2 separate regions of the Homo sapiens genome follow, and region 2 is linked to region 1. Evidence: read pairs that join two places in POLR2A ChIA-PET (ENCODE). Cell type or tissue: GM12878. All regions are shown on one strand.

Region 1 (4,000 bases):
GTTTCTTGAGTGCTTTCATCATGGAAAGTTGTTAGATTTTTAATATTTTTTCTATATCTGTTGAGATGATTATGTGATCTTTGTTTTTTATTTAATTAATATATACTACTTCATTGATTGATTTTCTTATTTTGAACCCATCTAAAATATCTGGGATAAATCTTACTTGGTCATGATGTATAATCCTTTTTAAATGTCACTGCATTCATTTGCTGATACTTTGTTGAGTATTTTTACATTAATAGTCATAATGGATATTGGTATATATCCATTCTGTGTTTTGTTGGTTTATATATGTGGATGAGATACCTTTGTCTGGTGTTGGTACCAGGGCCAATAATGGACTCCTAGGATGGGTTAGGAAATGTTTCCTCTTCTATTTTTTGAAGGATTGGTATTAATTCTTTAAATGTTTGATAGATTTTATCAGTAAAGCTTGCTGGGTCTGGGATTTTCTTTATGGAAATGTTTTTGATTACCATTTCTCTTCAGATTTTCTATTTCTTCTTCAGTCAGTTTTAGTAGTTTGTGTTTCTCCAGGAATTTGTCTATTTAATCTAGATTATCTAATTTGTTGGCACATATTAGTTCATAGTATCCTATTTAAGTCCTCTTTATTTCTCTAAGATTGATGTTAATGTCCCTTATTTCATCCTTCCTTTAATAGTTTGAGTCTTATCCCTTTTTTTCTTGGTCAGCCTAGCTAAAGGTTTATTGATTTTTGTTAGCCTTTTCAAAAAATCAATTTTTGGTTTTATTTTTAAAATTATTTTTCTCTTCTCCATTTTATTTATTTTTTTTTTAGTCTTTATTATTTTTTTCCTTCTGGTTGGTTTAGGTTCATTTTTCTCTTATTTTTTCTAGTTTCTTGTGCTAAAAGATTAAATTATTGACTTGAGATCATTCTTCTTTTTAAAATACAGGCATTTTCAATTATAAATTTCCCTCTACTTATCTGCATGCCATTAGTTTTGATATTCTGTGGTTTTTTTATTCATTCATCTCAATGTGTTTTTTGATTTCTCTCGTGAGTTTTTCTTTGACCCATTGTTTATTTAGTAGTACAGTTTTTAATTTTCACATATTTGTGAATTTTTAAATTTCTTTCTGTTACTGATTTATAATTTCATTCCATGATGGTGGGAAAACATCCTTGGTATGATCTCTGTACATTATTGAACATGGTTATTCACATTATTGCCTTTTCAAGTCAATTTTTTTTTTTTTTTTTTTTAGTAATTTCTGTCTCTATTGATTTTGTCTATTTGGTGTGACATCTTTCTCAGGAGTTCCTTTTGTTCTTTGTACATGATTTCCTTCAGCCCTTTGAGCATATTTAGAATATTTGATTTAAAGTCTTTGTCTAGTAAGTCCAGTGTTTGGACTTTATCAGGGACAGTGTCTATTAATTTCATTTTTCAGATATACAGACCACAATTTCTTGTTTCTTTGCATGTCTCATCTTTCTTTGTTAAAACTGGACATTTAGAATAATATATTAACTCCAGAAATCAGGTCTCCCTACTTCAAAGTGTGGTGGTGTTGATGTTTATATTTGTGGAGTTGCCTGTTTGTTTAGCATCTTTCCTGAAAATTTTCTGTGAATTATGTATTCTTTGTCATAGGTGGCCATTGAGGTCTTTGCTGAGTTAGCTTACTGGTCAGTTAATGATTGAACAGGAATTTACTTAAATGCTTTGAACGAATCAGTCTCCTAGCCTTTGCAGAGTTTCTCACTGTATGTGTTAGGCATAACTTGAAAGCTCTCATAGGAAGTGCCCAATTCTACTTGAGCTTTCACTTCCTGCTTTTGTAGAGCATCCAGTTCAGCCAGAGGTGTGGGAGTATTAGCTCAGGTCTTTACTTACTATAGGCCCACACCTATGTGTGTGCATAGCTTTCTGACTTTCCAGGAATATGTTGGAGATTTTCAGTGGCCCCCGTGGACACTTCATCCCCCAGGTTTAAGAAGATTTGTTTTAGGCAGCTGCAGTGTTAAATGGTTGCAACTGATTATTTCCTTTATATGCCTAGAAAAAAGGCCATTTGCATCTATGTGAGCTCTGAGGTCATTTAAAGAAAAGCTCTTAATGCCTGTGTTCAAGGAGCTGTCAGACATTCAAATAGTAACAGTTTACTAAGATGGTGATTTGGGGGAGTTCTAAAGCTGTTCTGTTCCTCCTTCATGTTGTTGCTAGTCTGCTGGTTTTTCATGTGTACTATGATTTTGTGGCTGTTGATATATAAACCTACTACAGAGTTGGGGAGAAGGGTTGAGAATAGGGCAATTTCACATACCCCAAAGCTCACTCTACTTAGTGAGGTTTCAGCCATTTTTCTTGATTTAATGCTCGGATCGTTGTATGCTCTTGTTGAATTTCCGGAGTTCTGAAAAAGTTTGATGAGTTTTGTCAATATTCTTACTGCTTGTGTGAACAATTGGATTTCCTGAGGCCTTTCCTCTGCTGTTCCGTGATTTGGATTCCGTTTGTTTTTCAGTAATTATTGTTTATGTAACTTTATATTTGTACCTTCCCCTACTGCCAAAGAAAACCTTTTTATCCTGCAGTTCAGTCATTTTATAAGATCCATTAACCCTGGAGTCCCAGTGTGTTTTTTAACTGCCTTAAAAAAAATACTTTAATATGCTGCATACATTTTGCTACATTTAAACATCTATATACAACACTTTTAATGGCTGTCTGACATTCTGTAACATGTGTCAGAAATATACAACCAGGCTGGGTGGGGTGGCTCACGCCTGTAATCCCAGCACTTTGAGAGGCTGAGGCTGGTGGATCACCTGAGGTCAGGAGTTCGAGACCAGCCTGGCCAACATAGTGAAACCCTGTATCTACTAAAAATACAAAAATTACCTGGGAGTGGTGGTGCGTGCCTTTTTCTTTGCAGTATCTGTGTATTTTGAATCAGTTACTATTGACCACATATTCTCAGCCACCATGGGAATGAAGCTACTAATGATAAGATTAGGGGCTAACGTTAGTATTCATTTGTGTTTGATCTGCTAATAACATTCTTTGAGGATATTTTTTCCAGTTCTGAAATTCCTTCATTCAGTATCCCCGTGTTGCCTGACTGGGAAGTCTTAAAAGGGAACACTTTAATATTTTTCTTTTTACTATATCATGAAAATTCTACTTGACTCACTTACGATTTTTAAAAATCTTTTAAAATTTTTTTAAAAATTCTTTTATGGGAATTTTTAAATCAAGTTATATTATTTGTTATCCAGTGGTATTGAAAAGTGGCTATTACTTTTTAGTTGGCTTTAGTATTCTGAGTCAGGCAAAGTTTGTGAATTTTCAGTAGAATTTTTATTATAATTACATAAATTATCCATTTTTTCCCTAAAATCTTGAAATCCTGGGATGAAAGTTCTTTAGTATTGCATACGGTTCACTTGTCACCTGCAGGAGAGGGAGAATTCCCCAAGGACAAACTATTTTAATATTTTGAGCAGGAGGCAGATACAGTTTAGTTGAGAAAAGATTTATTCTTTGATTTTAATATGTCTGGAGTTTTTACCCACAAATGATCACTATTTTAGGAAAGGGGTGGCTTTTTCTTCAATAAGGCAGAGCATTAAAAAGATAACTACTTTCTATCAGTGTTAAGAGATGTATAAATAGGAAAAAATATATGAAATAAGGTAAATCTATTTCAAAATGGAGAGAATTGGGGAAAAGCACTGTTTGAAGAGATGATGACTGTCAATCTGAATTGAACAAAACACATCTTGTACAAAATACATAAAAATAACTCTTTTCTCCCCTGCCTAAGAAAACTCCTAGGGAACAAGAGATGGAAGGAACTTGGGTCCCTAAATGACCTTATGGTGTTAATCCATTAATCTGCCCCACCGTGTGTTTTATGAGCTTTAAGGATTTTTTTTGCTAGCCGAAAACAACGCAATGATGAAAAGCACAAATCTTTGTTCATCTTAAGTGAAATGCCCAACTCTTCATTATTCATCTTTAGA
Region 2 (4,000 bases), 79 kb after region 1:
TGGCTGTAGTCCCAGCTACTCAGGAGGCTGAGGCCAGAGGATCACCTGAGCCCTGGAGGTCAAGGTTGTGGTGAGCCATGATTGCACCACTGCACTGTAGCCTGGGCAATAGAGTGAGACCCTGTCTCAAAAAATTGCTTGAAAATCTTGATGTTTGAATTGAAATTTTTTTTGAGATTCAGAAAACTAAAGAAATATAAAGTTAATGATAACATTACTCTAAAACCATTAGATAACCATTATAAAGGCCATTATATAACTTTAATATATGTTCTTATTCACTATGTCCTAAAAAGAGATACTAACATATCAGCTTTTAAAAATCTGACTTCTAGGGCCAGGTGTGGTGGCTCATGCCTGTAATCCCAGCACTTTGGAAGGCCGAGGCAGGCGGATCATGAGGTCAGGAGATCAAGACTATCCTGGCTAACACAGTGAAACCCCATCTCTACTAAAAATACAAAAAATTAGCCAGCCATGATGGCACGCACCTGTAGTCCCAATTACTCAGGAGGCTGAGGCAGGAGAATCGCTTGAACCTGGGAGGCGGAGGTTGCAGTGAGCCAAGATCATGCCACTGCACTCCAGCCTGGGTGACAGAGCAAGACTCCATCTCAAAAAAAAAAAAAACTGACTTCTAGACTTCAGCTTGTCTTTTCCATATATGCAACTAACTTTTCTTATCCTGTACATCAGACATTCATAGTGATGATCTTCATTCAGGTACTACTACATTATCCCAGCTCATTAAAGATTAGAACTTTACATATTGTATAATTTAAGGCAGGTGAATACAATAATTTTTTTAGGGTGGATATTTTGAAAACATTAATAAACATTAATGGTTAAAACAAGATATATTCTCTTGGTAAACTTAAATATTAAGCAATTTTAGTTAACTACAACTTTCTCTCCAATATACACAAACTCCCAGAATACTCAGGTTAATGAAAATTTGCTTGAATCTCACAACAGAATTTTTTTTAAGAGACAAGAGAGTTTCACTCTGTCACCTAGGCTGGAGTGCAGTGGTACCATCATAGCTCAATGGAGTCCCAAACTCCTGGGCTCAAGTGATCCTCCTACCTCAGCCTCCTGAGTAGCTGGGACTATGGCCACAGATCACCATGCCTGGCAGGATCTTTTTCTTTTGGGGATGGGTATTATTTAATTTCCTTGGAACACTAACAAGCTACTTTTAAAGTGATAAAATGGATATAGAAGTACTTTAAAATATCCAAAGTGTTATATATATACGAAGTTCCCAACTTAATTTCTTGGGTTCCCAAAGTTCTTTGGTAAGTGATTGTTTGGAAGCCAATTTATTTTTCCTGTAGAAATTATATTTTAAATGATTATTAACACCCAGCAAACTTGTAACCATGGGGTTACAGATTATTTCTCTGACATTATCATCTTTTTCTTCTACTTTCTCCCTCCCTAGCTTCTCTTCCTTTTTTTTTTTTTTTTTTTTCTTTTCTTACATTTTTCCTGTGCTGTAGTGAAAGGTGAAGAGTTTGTGGATTATGAGCTTAGGAATCAGACAGTCCAGGATTTGAATGTAAAATCTGCCACTTACTACCTGTGTGATCTGAGTTTTCTTAACTTCCATGAGCATTAATTTTTTATTTTTATGTTATAAGGATTAGCTGGTAAGGAAATACACATAAAGCATTTACTATGGGACAAATACATGTTTAAATGGTTCTTCCACTTTCTGTTCATACTTTACCATTCATCTACTTGTTGATCTCTGCTTCTATTTATAGAGGCCTACTCTTTGATAGTGACTATGGATATCCAGTAGCTCACTAACAAGAGTTATAGGAAATACTTCTCTCTGTCTCTCTCTCTCTCTCTAAGGGCAACCTAATTATTCTGACAAACCACTTCCTAATTCCAGTGTATGTAACAAAAATAAGTCCTTTTGCATTTGATTTTATTCATGACATTTCTTGCCCAATTGATCTCAAATATAAAAGCTACTGAGTAAACCTGGAAATCTAATGCTTTTTAAACTTAAAATCATTCATCAAGTGTCCCCTAGTGTATGTATATAAGGACATAAGAAACTGAGGTCTTGATTTTCTTTGATCTGTTGTCTTCAAATGCAGTTGACTCTTCAGGATAGCACGTGGTTTTCTTACTGCTCCGTTCAAGATAAAATGAATAGAAAAGAGTGTACAGGTATATTTTTACATGTTGGTTGCTAAGAGATTTCCCAGTTGTTGCACTTCAGGAAACTTCAAGAATATTTTCATTATCTTTCTCATGTTACCCATGTGATGGCTAGTGACCTAAAGTGGGATTTCTGTGCAGCAGGCATTATAAACATCGGGAAGCACATGTAGTATTACTTTAAAGGCTTCACCTGGGAAGACTTTCTTTAGCTTTATGTATAAATAACTGACTTTCTTTTTTTTTTTTTTTTTGGAGATGGAGTCTCGCTGTGTCGCCCAGGCTGGTGTGCAGTGGCACTATCTCGGCTCACTGCAACCTCTGCCTCCAGGGTTCAAGCAATCCTCCTGCCTCAGCCTCCCAAGTAGCTGGGGCTACAGGTGCTCACCACCACGCCCGGCTAATTTTTTGTATTTTTATTGGAGGCGGGGTTTCACCATGTTGCCCAGGCTGGTCTCGAACTCCTGAGCTCGGGCAATCTGCCCGCCTTGGCCTCCCAAAGTGCTGGGATTACAGGCATGAGCCACCACGCTTGGCCAATAACTGACTTTCTTATATGTCACATTCTGTGCTCTGCCTCTTACAAACATCATCCTAAGTAATCCTCCTAACATCTCTCTGAGATGGGTACTATGTGGCATAGGTGAGGAAACTAAGGCCCATAAGAGTTTAACAACTCACCCAAGGTTACAGAGCTCATGACTAGCAGAGTTTATTGATTTATCAGGAGTCTACAGGGTGCTTGTGTCACCTGTAACCTCTGTGGCATTAAATATTCCTATTAAAAGCAAAAACATTGCTAACCTAATAAGATAATAAATTGAGTCTTGTTTTCATTTATATTCTGACTATTAGAAACATATTTCTTAGTCACTCTTCTGTGAATTGTCTAGTAATTTTTTTTGCCCATTTAATCTTGGTTTTATGGTTTTTCTTATCAGCCTACATGAATGTTTTATATATTAAGTGTATAAAACCTCTCTGATATTTTCCTAGTTTGTTTGCCTTTAAATTTTGCTTTTGCTATATTTTCATGAGCAGAAGTTAAAATCTTTACACACTCAGATCTACCAGTGTTTTCCTATTTAGTTTTTGCTGTGGAATTTACCATTTAATTTTAGAAAGTCCATCCTTGTTAATCAGTTGACTAAAATGCATACACACACACACACACATGTATTTGGAATTTTCTGGTATAATATGAGGTTAAGGATCTGCATTTTCTTTTTCTCCAAATAGCTCATTTCATAATACATGTGTTACTAATATGTGTCACCACAGCTGAGAATCAGCTAGGCTTTGAAGTACATAATTTTACCCTGTAAGTATCTGCTGAGCCTATTTTAGTATGTCCTATGTAATTTTTGTGTTATGACAAAAAATACTTGCTCTGTTAAGTTTTCTTTAAATTATTATTTCATTAAAGAAACAGATTTTTCTTAATATTTTCTTTTTACGCTGGACAGTTTTTGCTTGGGGTGAGCCCAGGGTATATTTTATAAACCTTCTGTGAAAAAAAAATTAATTAACTTAATTCCTATTTTCTAAGGATTTAAAGACAGATATCTCCATTTTGTAGAAATTCTTGATTATCTTGGAGGTGTGGTGCTGTACTGTAAATGTAGAAAGCCATTATCTCTTACCCTCGTTCTTTTATTTTCATTTGAAATATTCTGTAGTTTGTTGGATATAAGTTCTTTCAGGATTGTCACTCTTCACCAGAAAATCAGTTTCATTGAATTGGCACAATAAAGAACTCTATTTTTGCCTCCTGAATGATAAAAATCAATGCAGTGGGGAAAAAATGTGCCCATAAACTTGA

Evidence for each region. ChIA-PET counts read pairs that join two places held together with the same protein. Peaks named below come from ENCODE experiments on the same cell type or tissue, not always from the same donor. Only the 100,000 strongest peaks of a DNase experiment are listed, where the experiment ranks them.
Region 2: POLR2A ChIA-PET joins it to region 1 with 7 read pairs; 4 of 35 experiments call an interaction of 5 or more read pairs at or near these places.

The regions. Positions count from the first base shown.
Region 1 is chr16:47,521,748-47,525,747 of GRCh38, forward strand. All of the region lies in intron 6 of PHKB (phosphorylase kinase regulatory subunit beta), which reads left to right. Among named protein-coding and RNA genes, the nearest start is that of PHKB, 62 kb to the left of the region's middle. In GM12878, no CTCF peak of the experiment used is centred here; a DNase peak (open chromatin) is centred at 1,784; H3K27ac peaks cover 943 bases.
Region 2 is chr16:47,601,089-47,605,088 of GRCh38, forward strand. All of the region lies in intron 13 of PHKB (phosphorylase kinase regulatory subunit beta), which reads left to right. Among named protein-coding and RNA genes, the nearest start is that of PHKB, 140 kb to the left of the region's middle. In GM12878, no CTCF peak of the experiment used is centred here; no DNase peak of the experiment used is centred here.